Linked DNA regions of Homo sapiens: regions 1 and 2 are each linked to region 3. Evidence: read pairs that join two places in POLR2A ChIA-PET (ENCODE). Cell type or tissue: A673. All regions are shown on one strand.

The links. ChIA-PET counts read pairs that join two places held together with the same protein. Peaks named below come from ENCODE experiments on the same cell type or tissue, not always from the same donor. Only the 100,000 strongest peaks of a DNase experiment are listed, where the experiment ranks them.
Region 1: POLR2A ChIA-PET joins it to region 3 with 5 read pairs; 3 of 35 experiments call an interaction of 5 or more read pairs at or near these places.
Region 2: POLR2A ChIA-PET joins it to region 3 with 7 read pairs; 1 of 35 experiments calls an interaction of 5 or more read pairs at or near these places.

What each region holds. Positions count from the first base shown.
Region 1 is chr12:23,698,646-23,702,645 of GRCh38, forward strand. All of the region lies in intron 6 of SOX5 (SRY-box transcription factor 5), which reads right to left. Among named protein-coding and RNA genes, the nearest start is that of SOX5, 250 kb to the right of the region's middle. In A673, no CTCF peak of the experiment used is centred here; no DNase peak of the experiment used is centred here.
Region 2 is chr12:24,010,559-24,014,558 of GRCh38, forward strand. It overlaps a transcript of SOX5 not described here. Among named protein-coding and RNA genes, the nearest start is that of SOX5, 63 kb to the left of the region's middle. RefSeq lists a silencer at 2,017-2,311. In A673, a CTCF peak has its summit at 2,141 (motif pointing right); a DNase peak (open chromatin) is centred at 2,173.
Region 3 is chr12:24,112,317-24,116,316 of GRCh38, forward strand. It overlaps a transcript of SOX5 not described here. Among named protein-coding and RNA genes, the nearest start is that of MIR920, 98 kb to the right of the region's middle. In A673, no CTCF peak of the experiment used is centred here; a DNase peak (open chromatin) is centred at 1,595; H3K27ac peaks cover 680 bases.

The DNA.
Region 1 (4,000 bases), 410 kb before region 3:
CTTCTGATTGTGTGATTTCTTGCTTCTTTCTATGCATGCTATTTTTTGATCGAGTGATAAAACATTTTGAATTTCATCTTACTTTTTGTAATCTATTTGGGGGGTTGTTCTGGGGTTCACTGAATTTATCTGGAAACAATTTCATCCTTTCAAGTCTTACTTTATACCTGTTTTTAAGGTCTGGTCTGGAATAGCTATTAGACTAAAATTAACTTGGTTCCACAACTGAAGCAATACTCTTCCTGAAGATACAACCCTACCCTCTACATGTTACGAGTTCCTCCATTCTGCCTTGTGAAAACAGAAAGTATTTCTAGCACAGGTGAGAACTGAGGATTATTGTTCCTGTTAGCTCTTTTCCAAAGGTTCCTTACCTGGCTTTGGTAGTTTACATACATATGCACTGATTAGTATTCAGAAAAGACCTGATGAACACAATCTGCAGATTTCTAGTGAAAAAGAGTTAGTTTTTCTCTCTGTCTGTCTGTCTCTCCCTCTGAAAAGCTATTCTTTCCAGTGCTGCAAATATATTTACCTGCCTTGGCATCCCTGAACCTTGATGTTTGTTTCTTTAACTCAGAGAGACTGCCAAGTTCTGCCTGAGTTCTTTGTCTCACCAGATAGTGAGCTGTGGACAGTCACTGTGGGCTCTCCTCATTTGTCCAATGTTTGAACACCTTTGTCTCATATATTTTCTCTGGCTTTCTAGTTGTTTATGAGGCATGGTTAATCTGGTTCCTATATCTCTAACCTAGTTGGAAGAAGAAGACAGAAAACATCCATTGACTGAATTTGTGATTGCAGCTACTATAGTTTTTCTTTCCATTTAGTTATCTTTCAAATATTTGTTTATTTTTGAAAGTTTTTTATGTTTATTTTTTGTGTGGTTTCATTGTTTCCTTAGCATTCTATGCATATTTATTTTATATTGTCTATATGATACTTCTAATAGTTGAAGATCTTAGAGTGGTAGTGCTAAATACTTCAGTATTTATGTGTACTCTTATTTTTTATGCACTGCTCCTTTGTGTGTTTTGCAATTTTTAATTTTGAGTATATGTTTCCTTAAGTGGAAGTCTTGGGAAATGAAATTAGAGATACTTTCTTTCAGAGAGGGTTGGTTTGGATGCTACCAGGTTTTCAGGAGCTCTACTGAACTTGAACACCTATTGTGATAGAGTTTACTTTTAAAATAAGGGGAAGCAGTGTAGCCTAGTGGTTAAGAGAGTTTACTTTTAAAATAGTTGATGCCCTACTTTACAGGGTCCCTCTAGAAGGATTTTTCTTCCCACACTACTGATGCCAGACTTGGCCATGTGACTTGCTCTGTTTTATAAAAAAACATGGGAAGAAATGATGGGTGCAATTTCTGAGAAAAAATTTTAAGAGTCATTGCATATTTCCGCTATACCTGTTCTCTCTCTGCTGTCAAATTATCATGTCCCAGACCAGAACTGCTCTGTAAGCCTTGATCTTGGATTGAAAAGAATGTAGAGCAAAGCTGCTGCTGACACACAACAAATTTAATACGAGTGGAATTTATATCTCTAACTTTTTTTTTTCTTCTGTTTTTTAACTTAGTCTAAGCTTAATGAGACAGTCTCAGGTTAAGCTCCACCATCTTTTGGATTATCCAAAGCTTATTCTCTGATCCTAATGTTGCTGTAAGAATTTGACTGCAGGGTAGCCCAGCTTTTGTGTTAGCTTACAGTGTCGTAGTCTGTGTTCTAGACCCATCTTAAACTTCTCATTTTTCTCTCTTGAGACTTTTCATTTAATTCTCGTAAGAGCAGAAATATATTATAAAGCACTTTTAACCAAAAACTAGTTGATTCAACAAGCTCAAAGTGCCTTTGAGCACTTGTTCCTTCACAATGCCACAAGTAAAGGCCTCACAATTTGGGGTATGGGAAGCAAAAGCTGACCATACTCTCCTGGTCGTGACTCTCAAAAACTCTTTCCCTTGAATGGTGGCCACTACAATTTTAAATGTCAAAGTATGGCAGAGAGGGTAGGAATAATGAAAACTTTCCCTTTATAAAGTAGAGAATGGGTTAATAGTTTTCATAAATATGTAGAGAAGAATTAAGGTGACAGAAATTATTCAAGCCAAATAAAAAAGTATGAAACTAGATTACTCAGAAGACAGAGAACAGCCCAAATGAGTTCTTCCTTAGTGTACTGTATTTTGGTGTCATTAAATATTTTTATTATATTGATAGCTAATAAAAGTTCTAAAAGCCTCAAATAGAAATATATGTATGTGTATATATATACACATATACATATATACATGTATAAATATATATGTGTGTATATATATACAAACACACACATATATCTCAGTCTTAATTTCATATGGAGTATTTAAAAGCTTACAAATTAAAATTTACTATTGTCTTTGTACTGTTTTCACTTGTTTTAATCTGTAATTTCATCCTGAACCAATAGATTTTTGAATTACCTCAGGAAATTTGAGTTGGCTTATTTCGACTTCTTAGTTATAACCCTTAATTACTGCAATTATTAATTTTATTTTATTTTGGTTTAACTTTCCAACCACTCTGAAGAAAACTGTGGTAGTGCTCAGTGTGTGCCAATATCTATGGCACAGCAACCACATTTTGTTATCTCCAACAGAACTAGTTTATCAAGAAATCATACACAAGCTTTTCTTAAGAGAAATTGGAATTCTGAGGTTTCTTGAAATTTTTTTTTTAATAAAAAGGATCCTTTTCTTAAGTTGCAGCTAGATTTTGTTATTTTTAGAAATTGTTTATCCCTCTCTGCAAAATCCTTTTCTCTCTTCACCATAAACATAATAATGGATAACTCACATATCAAAAACTTTAACACATGAATCTTTATAAACATATCATTAAGGTCAAAGACAGTCTTTATTTCCCAACTTGAGTAAGTATTTAGAACTATAATTAATTATGAATTCCCTCAACATTTGCTATCTGTTTCTCATCAGAGAGTCATATTATTGTATAGTTACTTAAAATGTAAACAGGATCGTTACTAGAGGTGATTTTTCAGTGGTAACATTTTTTGGTCCCCCAGCAAGAATAGATTTGTAGTGACATAAGACCCCTCCCTCAACATCCTGGTAGTTTGTGCCAGATCCCACCAAACATTGTCACGGATCAAGGGGAGCTCCTGGTAGGTAGAAACCAAAAGATTTTTACATTCTCCTCCATTTCTCTTCTATTTCTCTTTGTTATCACATACCCTTTCTTTACCTCCAAAGATATACCAAATTATGCCAATCCTTAAAAACACTAGAAGTTGTTATTTGGCATTCCATAGGCTAAAATGAACACTACCCATGAGTATTCTAGTAGCAAAATGTCGATGCTAGGGCTAAAATATGAAGAAAGATTTACCTCATAGAATACAGAGCTGAAAGTCTAACTCAAGTCTCTTATTTTGCCTGTGGTTGAAACAGATTCATATCTCTTATACGCTGTTTTAAGCGTAATAATATATGTCTCTAACCATTTTTTATTAAATACCTATATGTCTCAAGATTCCCATGTTTAATATCTACACTGCAATATTAAATAATTTAAAGGACTAATTACAACTAAGGTGAAGATGAGAAGGTTGACTCTTGCAGAAGTCATCTGTTTAAGATAAAAACTAATTTTAAACAGTTTATGCCTAAGTATATATTCATTTCTAGGTCTCCAAATTTCCCCCAAAATTATCAGCTAAAAGGTCAAATCCATTTTGATTCATACTCATCAAAGTTGGGTATTTAACTGAGTGGTAGTAGTTACTAATTATATTTGGACGTGAACCAAATGAAGCTATTTGTTCATTAAAACTAGAGAAACCATATTTTACTTTGACTGAAAACAACACTTAAATATTAACTCCTGCTGATATCAATGGGAATCCTGAATAGAGTTCAAGCACAGTCTCTGGCCCTGGCATTGATTCTGTTTCTTGAAATGATAAGAAAAAGAAAAAACTTTAGAAAGGATGTTACACA
Region 2 (4,000 bases), 100 kb before region 3:
AAGATAATTTACACCTTATTAAAAAATTGCCATTGCTACCAAGTGCTGTGCATTTCTTGGAGAATCTTTCTTTAAAAATTTGAATAATATTCTAGGCCGGGTGCTGTGGCTCATGCCTGTAATCCCAGCACTTTGGAAGGCCAAGGCAGGTGAATCACTTGCGGTCAGGGGCTCATGACCAGCTTGGCCAACATGGCAAAACCCCATCTCTACTAAAAATACAAAAAAAAATTAGCCCGGTGTAGTGGCACATGCCTGTAGTCCCAGCTATTCAAGAGGCTGAGGCCCAAGAATTGCTTGAACCTGGGAGGCAGACGCTGCAGTGAGCCGAGATCATGCCACTGCTCTCCAGCCTGGGTGACAGAGCCATGCTCCATTTCCAAAAAAAAAAAAAGAATAATATTCTGAAATATTAATAGGGTTTAGATGCCAAAGAGACCAGTGGACTAAATCCCAAATGACAACATAATTGCTAAACACTATTTTTGTTTTAAGAAGTACATATTGGAAATATTTATTTTCTAATAAAGGGGAAATCATGACAATGATACAGCAATAAACTGAAGTAGCCTATTTAGAAAATTGCTTGTAATACAGCAGGGCTACTTACATATAGGCAGAATTGCTTATTTGCAGATTATCTACAATTAATCAAATTAAAAAAAATAGAAAACAATGTTCCTTGTCTTACAAATAATTCACATGCGCACATGCATACACACTCATACACACACACTCAAATTTACTTTACCTAAATAGAAGTGGCCACCATGGTGATTCATATCAATGACTTGATAATCATCTCCTATTTTTTCAGGATTGGGAAATACGTTTTATTTTACCAAAATTGTAGATGAGCCCATTGTGACTAAAATTTTCCTTATATATTTTCTTTCCTAATTCTCTCCCTTCTTTGCATCTATTCTTTCTTTTTACTTTCCCAAAAGAAGAAGATTCCATATTTTTTGTTAACAACTTTTATTTTGTAGAGTAGGAAGAGATATTAGCAGTTCTGGCCCATTTCTCAAGTTATTCCTTTGTGGTAAAAACCTCTTGTTGCTCATTCTTCTTGCTGTGCCTACAACCTGATTCAGGCTTGAGTTGACTGGAGTTAAAATCACCTTAACACTGGAGACACAGGTTAACGGCGACCATTCTAAAGTAACAATTAAGGATAGTAAAGTAATGTATCTGAAGTGAAACTTATCCCCTATTGCAGTTTATTTATTATCTTGGTCAACTTTTAAAATGACACTTATACTAGGAGTCTTCCTAAACGAATGAGTATTAACATGGAACATTTCCTCTGCCAATTGACTAACAAGAGAAAATATTATTTTCTCCTATTAATCTTTGATACAAGTGTAGAAAAAAAAGAAAAGGTTAAACTGAGATATCTGATGTTAGAATCACACTCAGGTGAACATTTTTCCCAGGACTTCAAATTTTATTCAACAGTTAGAGGTCCATGCGTTCTTTAGCCACAGATCACTTTTGCTAACTTTTTGTAATTGCATACTAATAATTCTTCAAAAACTTACAAAATTTCATCAAATTGCTGACTTCAGCAGAAAAAAAACAGAAATGGTAAATGTCTAGAATCTTAATTTGCAAATGGGTTATTTAGCGGACAAGTGGTTGTTTATTTTTACTTTAAGCAACTTCTTTCCATAGTAACACAGGCAACTAGAATGAAGTATGTTCCCTTGGCAAGACAGAATGAAGAAAAGTCTTGTTCATGAGGGCAGTTTCCAAGTCAACATCACAAAGGTAACTTACATCAGACATATTTTTCCACACTGGAAAGAGTCCAGAAGACATTCAGGACATGGAAATTTCATATGACACGGAAGTCCTACTGTCTACAATTTTCAATGAGATGTAAAAAGCTGATGAAATGATGGATTTGAATTTTTTTTCAAACCCATAATTCACAGTAGATAATTTTAAAGTGAAGGAAAACATTTTGTGATCAATCTTTGAATATCTCTGACTCATCCTCATAACTCCATGATTACAAAACTGTAGCCTACAAATCTAGGCTTTGTACTTGTCACCTATGGCTTAATAAATACTACCAGGTACTGCTAGATCTTGTCTGACAAACCTCCAAGGAAATCAGAATTGCTTTAGGATGAGAAATCAGCAGGTGGCACTCTTTCCTCTACATCCATTTTTAACCACTGTTTTAGGGCAGAATATTAGAGGTTACATCCTAAGAGGTTGATACCTAAGGTCTTGGGTGAACAGGGGTAAATCAGTGTTGAAGACAAGAGACATCACTAGCGCAATGGAGAACTACCAAACACTTCCTAAATCTATTCAGTAGAAGCACCCTAAATCTATTCAGTAGAAGCAATAGGAACTATTGATAAATCATATTGATAAGTAGCTATTGCCATCTCATTTGGTGATCACTTCATTCCCATGAAAGATTAATACATTTGTGGTTCAAAAATTGTGTCTTATCCAACATGAACAAAAAAAGTTTCTGCACATACGAAATCATCTTCACATTTTATTTCCCTACCTTCACAGCATATTATCATTCAAAGCCTTTATAAAGAGATGAGTTTCTGTATGTGTCTCTAGTCAAGCTTAGAGCAGGAATTGTATGGACTGACTCTGCAGACAGATGAGAAAAAATACAATGGTGCCCTCTTAATAAGTGCACATTAGAGCTCCAATACTTTCTGTAAAGAAGGCTAGTCTGAACAGTGTTGACTTAACTGCTATAACTACTTCCCTGTATATTTACGAAACTTACTTTCTTCATAATAAAAAAGAGGTATTGAGAACATGTCCCCTCAAAACCTAAGACAGCTTAATAATTTTAATGAAAAATGTTCATTCAGAGATAAGAAGAGACCATTTCATTTGTTTATTTAAAAAGAGAATTTCTAAAACGTATCTGCATATTTAATCTGTGCCATTGCCAAGAGTAACCTGGTTTCCCAAGCTTCAAAAAGAAGCTCTAGTTTTTAATAACAATGTGAAATTTGGTGATTTGTCCTTTACACAGTAAAAAGATACTTGGAGAAGACCCTTGCGGAGGGTCTGCTATAGTGAACTAATTTGTATCTGGTCTTATTTGAGGGACTCATGGGAAAATTGCAAAACTAATCTGATTTCCTTCAGAGCTTAACAAATAGAAGACCATTTTTAAGGCTGAAGTTTGAGATATAAAGTAAGGCTTATTATTTTTATCCATAAAATATAGTAAATATTAGAACAAATTAGAATGCTGTAGTTTAAATGGTTTTCATAGATTTCTAAGACCATTTATACATCCTATTTCACATGAGATGCCCCATTTGGAGCTGCCCAAAGGGTATTGTGGAAATAAGACAAAGTACAGCTGTTCTAGATGGCTAGATGAGTGATAAACACAGAATCAACTTGAGCTGGTATCTTCTTCCCATTTGCAAATAAGAAGAGAGAGATGGGTAATACCATTTGAAGAGAAGTGTCTATTAGTCTATTAGTGTACAGGAACCTGAGAACCCTTCGTGACTTGTAGTTTTTATGAAAAGATTTACTTTCCTTTTATTAGCAATGGATTTCGGAAACAGAACTGATGAGGAGATGAAGCATGGATTCCACAGGGCATTTTAAAATAAGCTAGTTGCTCTTGTTTAATCAATGCACTCTATGACTGGAAAGCTCAGATAAGCCAACATTCCTCTCTTAGCGCCTCCTTTAACCGTATGTCATCACATATAACCTTCCTGGATAACTACTCATTATGCATGACGGCATACCAACCTGTGAGAATATGAGGGAGAAAGCATTATGCTCATCAGAGGCTGTGGGTTTAGCCAACCTGCCTAAAGAAGCCCTGAGATTTCTGAGCCTTTTAGCCTCTTTCAGTTCCTGCTCCATCCTCAGCCCTTTCTCTGGTGACTATGTATAAGGCAGCAAACAGCCTGGCAGCACCACACATGTCTGAACGAAATGGCCACTCTTCTAAAGACTTAAAAGTTTGATGTACAACAAATGC
Region 3 (4,000 bases):
ATTTATGTACTATGTATAGCTACATTCATGCTGTAAATGCCAAAGTTAAAGTGGTTCCAACAGAAATGGTCTAGCCCTCAAAACCTAAAATGTTTACTCTCTGGTCCTTTACAGAAAAGGTCTGTTGACCCCTATTGGAGAGCATCAAGTAGAGAACAGGTAGATGGAATGTGACTGCAGGGATACAGAACAACTTCAAGGTTCCTTTTTTTTTTTTTTTTTTTTTTTTTTTGAGGCAGGATCTCGCTCTGTTGTCCAGGCTAGAATGCAGTGGCATAATCACGGCTCACTGCAGACTTGACTTTCTGAGCTCAAACGATCATCCCACTTTAGCCTCCTGAGTAGCTGGGACTACAGGCATGTGCAACTGCCCAGCTAATTTTTTTTTTCTTTTTCTTTTTGAGAGAAGGGGTTTCACCATGTTGCCCAGGCTGGTCTCGAACTCCTGGGCTCAAGCAATCTGCCTACCCACCTTGGCCTCCCAAAGTGCTGGGGTTCTAGGCATGAGCCACCATGACTGCCCTAAGGTATTTGTTTCCTAATCATTGCTTTTAGAAAGCATCAATGGAAATAACGGTCTTTAGGGTTCCATTTTTTTTCAATATGTGGAAGTTTATTCTTATTTTCCTTATCAAGACTGAAAGCCATAAAATATTTCCTCTTACACTGGTTCCCAACCATATCAGACCAAAGCGCTCATTTTTAAATAACAGTTTTTATCATCTCTTTACTATTCTGAAAGTTCAAAATTATGTAAGCTGTTCAGGTGCTTATTTAGACAAAATCAATACAATGTCCTACCTGTAATATAAAGTAGGAAATTAAGAGGAATTAATATATAATAAAATTATATATTTATTTGAATATGTAAATGCTCAGCATGTCTACCCTGGAAGAGAAATGATCAACTCAGATACTTGCAAATATATGTAGAATCATAAAAAAAAAAAAAAAAAAGAGCTAAAAGTGCAGACTGATACAACTAGGTTGTTATCTGGTAACTCAAGAGGTAAATGTTATTTTGAAATGGTGAACAACCCTTGGTAAAGTTCAGGAAAAAATGAAGTATAATATTTATTTGTTTTCATATTTGTGTTGCATTTCTGAAAAAAATTAATGTATATTGAAGTTTACAAAAATACTTTGTTTTGATAAATGGTAGAAAGGCCTTTGGCTCAAATAATCATAAACAATATAAAACCTTAATTATTATGCTGTGATACCCAAGGCTTCTGGTTTAAGATTATAAACATTCTTCTCCAATCTTTCAGAGACACCATACTACAATAATAAATAATAAAGATAAAAAGTTTAAAAAATGAAGAGTATGGGATGTAATTATCAGTGGATATAATTTTTTCAACAGATTTCTGGACAATGAAAGGGGCAAGAGAAAGAATGACAAAGCAAAATCTAGAAAACTGCAACCTGCAAGAGCCAAGAAGCGGCTAAAACGGAAAAAGCAACTGGGTGCCCTGTTATCTGTTATACTTAAGGAAGGTTCCAGACTTGGAATTGTTAGCTAATGGAGGCCACAAAGGAAATCCTAGAGGGAAAGCTTGGCAGTTAATAGAATCAAATCCCCTCCCACTCACTTTACCACTGCATGCATGTTGCCTGGAATTCAGTAATGCAGCAAACTCCCTCACAAAAAAATGTGAGAGTTTTGTTAATGAAATTGGCAGTCCTCCAATAAAAGACCTCTCTATTTTGAAGGACTGAGGAGAATTTAGAATTATGGCTAGCATCTGACCCATCTTCCTAAGTGAGGTCTGCCCATTGATAAGCTCTGTCAAGATATGTAGACATCAGAGTCTGCAAGTTTATATGGGCAATCAAGAACCACCAAACATTTGTGGAAAGATTACAATATGAAAAGGAGAGACAAAATTTTCAAAAAAAAGTCCTGGGAGAAGCAGAATGCAGGGAAGAAAATTTTTTTAAAAAAATCTTAAATTAAAATATTCAAAGACATAAAAGACGAGAACAGTGGTTCATGTCTGAAATTGCAGCACTTCTGGAGGCTGAAGTGAGCAGATGGATTGAGCTCAGGAGTTTCAGACCAGCCTGGACAACATGGTGAAACCCCATCTCTTCAAAAAATACAAAAATTAGCTGAGTGTGATGGTGTGTGCCTGTAATCCCAGCTTGTTGGAAGCTGAGGTGGGAGGATTGCTTGAGCCTGGGAAGTGGAGGTTGCAGTGAGCTAACATTGCACCACTGCACTCCAGCCTGGTGACAGGGCACACCCCGTCACAAAAAAAAAAAAAAAAAAAAAAAAAAAAAAAATTAACAGACTTGAAAAAAATATTGAATTTATAAAATAGTATTCTGGCTAGGCATGGGCATAGGGGTTCACGCCTGTGATCCCAGAACTTTGGCAGGCCACGGTGGGAGAATCAAGGGTCTTTTGAAGCCAGTTCAAGACCAGCCTGGGCAATGCAGCCAGACTCTAAACAAAATATTTAACTGGGCTGGGCATAGTGGTGCATGCCTATAGTCCTAGCTACTCGGGAGGCTGGGGTGCGGGGATCCCTTGAGCCCTGGAGTTCAAGACTGCAGTAAGCTATGACTAGGCCACTGCATTCCAGCCTGAGTGACAGAGTGAGACCCTGTCTCTAACTAAATAAAGTAAAATAATATTCTATGAAAATGAAGTATCAAAAAAGTATACTTAAAAATTGAAAATAGATGTGATAAAAGTTTTATAAATTTCAAAGATAGGCTTGAAGATTTAATTGAACGAAGACGGAATGTATAAGAGAAGAGCTATAAAGAATCAATATAAAATGTTTAATACAAAAAAGAGAAAAGAGAAAACAAAGTGCAGAAAGTAAAGCAGAAGAACTCAATACATAAGACATTAACATTCTTAAAACAACCCACAGATTAGAGGTAGAGTCTTGCTGTTCAAAACATAAACAAGAACAAAAAAGAAACAAAATACCGATTAGAGAAACAACTAGTCTTGATGTATCTTTGTGAAATTTCGAAAAGCTGAAATGGTTATCAACTTGGAACTCTATATTCCACTAAATTATAGAAATCAGTGTTCGAGCAGAATGAAATCATTTTGACACATAAAATCTCCGAAATTTTTGTTCCTTGCAAAGTTTCTTGGTAAGTTACATGAAGATGTACCCCGATAAGCTCTATAGCAACCTTAAAAACAACCAGAATACCGCAATCCAAAGGAGACTCCAGAAATGGGAGACCCCAAGGAGGGAAAACAACAGCCCTCCCTGTTGGGGGAGGGAAGTATATTTACTAGAATATGTGAGAAGCCAGAAAGTGTGAGAAAAATTGAAGATTTGATAAAGGCAAAGATTGCCAAAAAATAAAATAATAGGAAAAGAAAGTAATTACAAACTTCATCATGAAAAACAAAGAACTGCTCAAAAAGGTTATATATACACTACAGTGAAAACTTGCATAGTCATAACAATGCAAATAGTGTTTAAGATCTTCACCAATGAAAATTAACATATAAATAATTGTGTTTTCAGAACATCATTATGTTTTTTAGAACAGAATGCATATGTTATTGTTTTTGAGATTGTTAATATAAAAGTAATGATGACAGAAACTGGAAAATAGGAGGGTGGAAGCAAAAGCCAAAGAAAAGGATAGGGATGCTAATATCTTCCTGTAGGAGAATAGAACATGAAGAGACACAATTAATAGCAATATTAATTAAGGTATATACATAGATCCCTAAATTTAAAAGATAATCGATTGAGAAGCAAAGTAAAGTAATATAACTATCAAAAGATGGGGGGAAAAGAGCTGATAAAACGTTACAACTGAGTTCAATCCTCTTCTTTCATAGCAGAAGATGCCTTAAATACCTAAATTTCATCAGTCAAAGAACTGTGTGTATAACAATAGAGATTGTTAACATTTATTTGGCATAAACACTATTGGCAGTCTGGTGAAGCCTTTGAAACTGTTCTCAAAATAATATTTTAAGTGCATAAAACAAAATACATAAGATTACAAA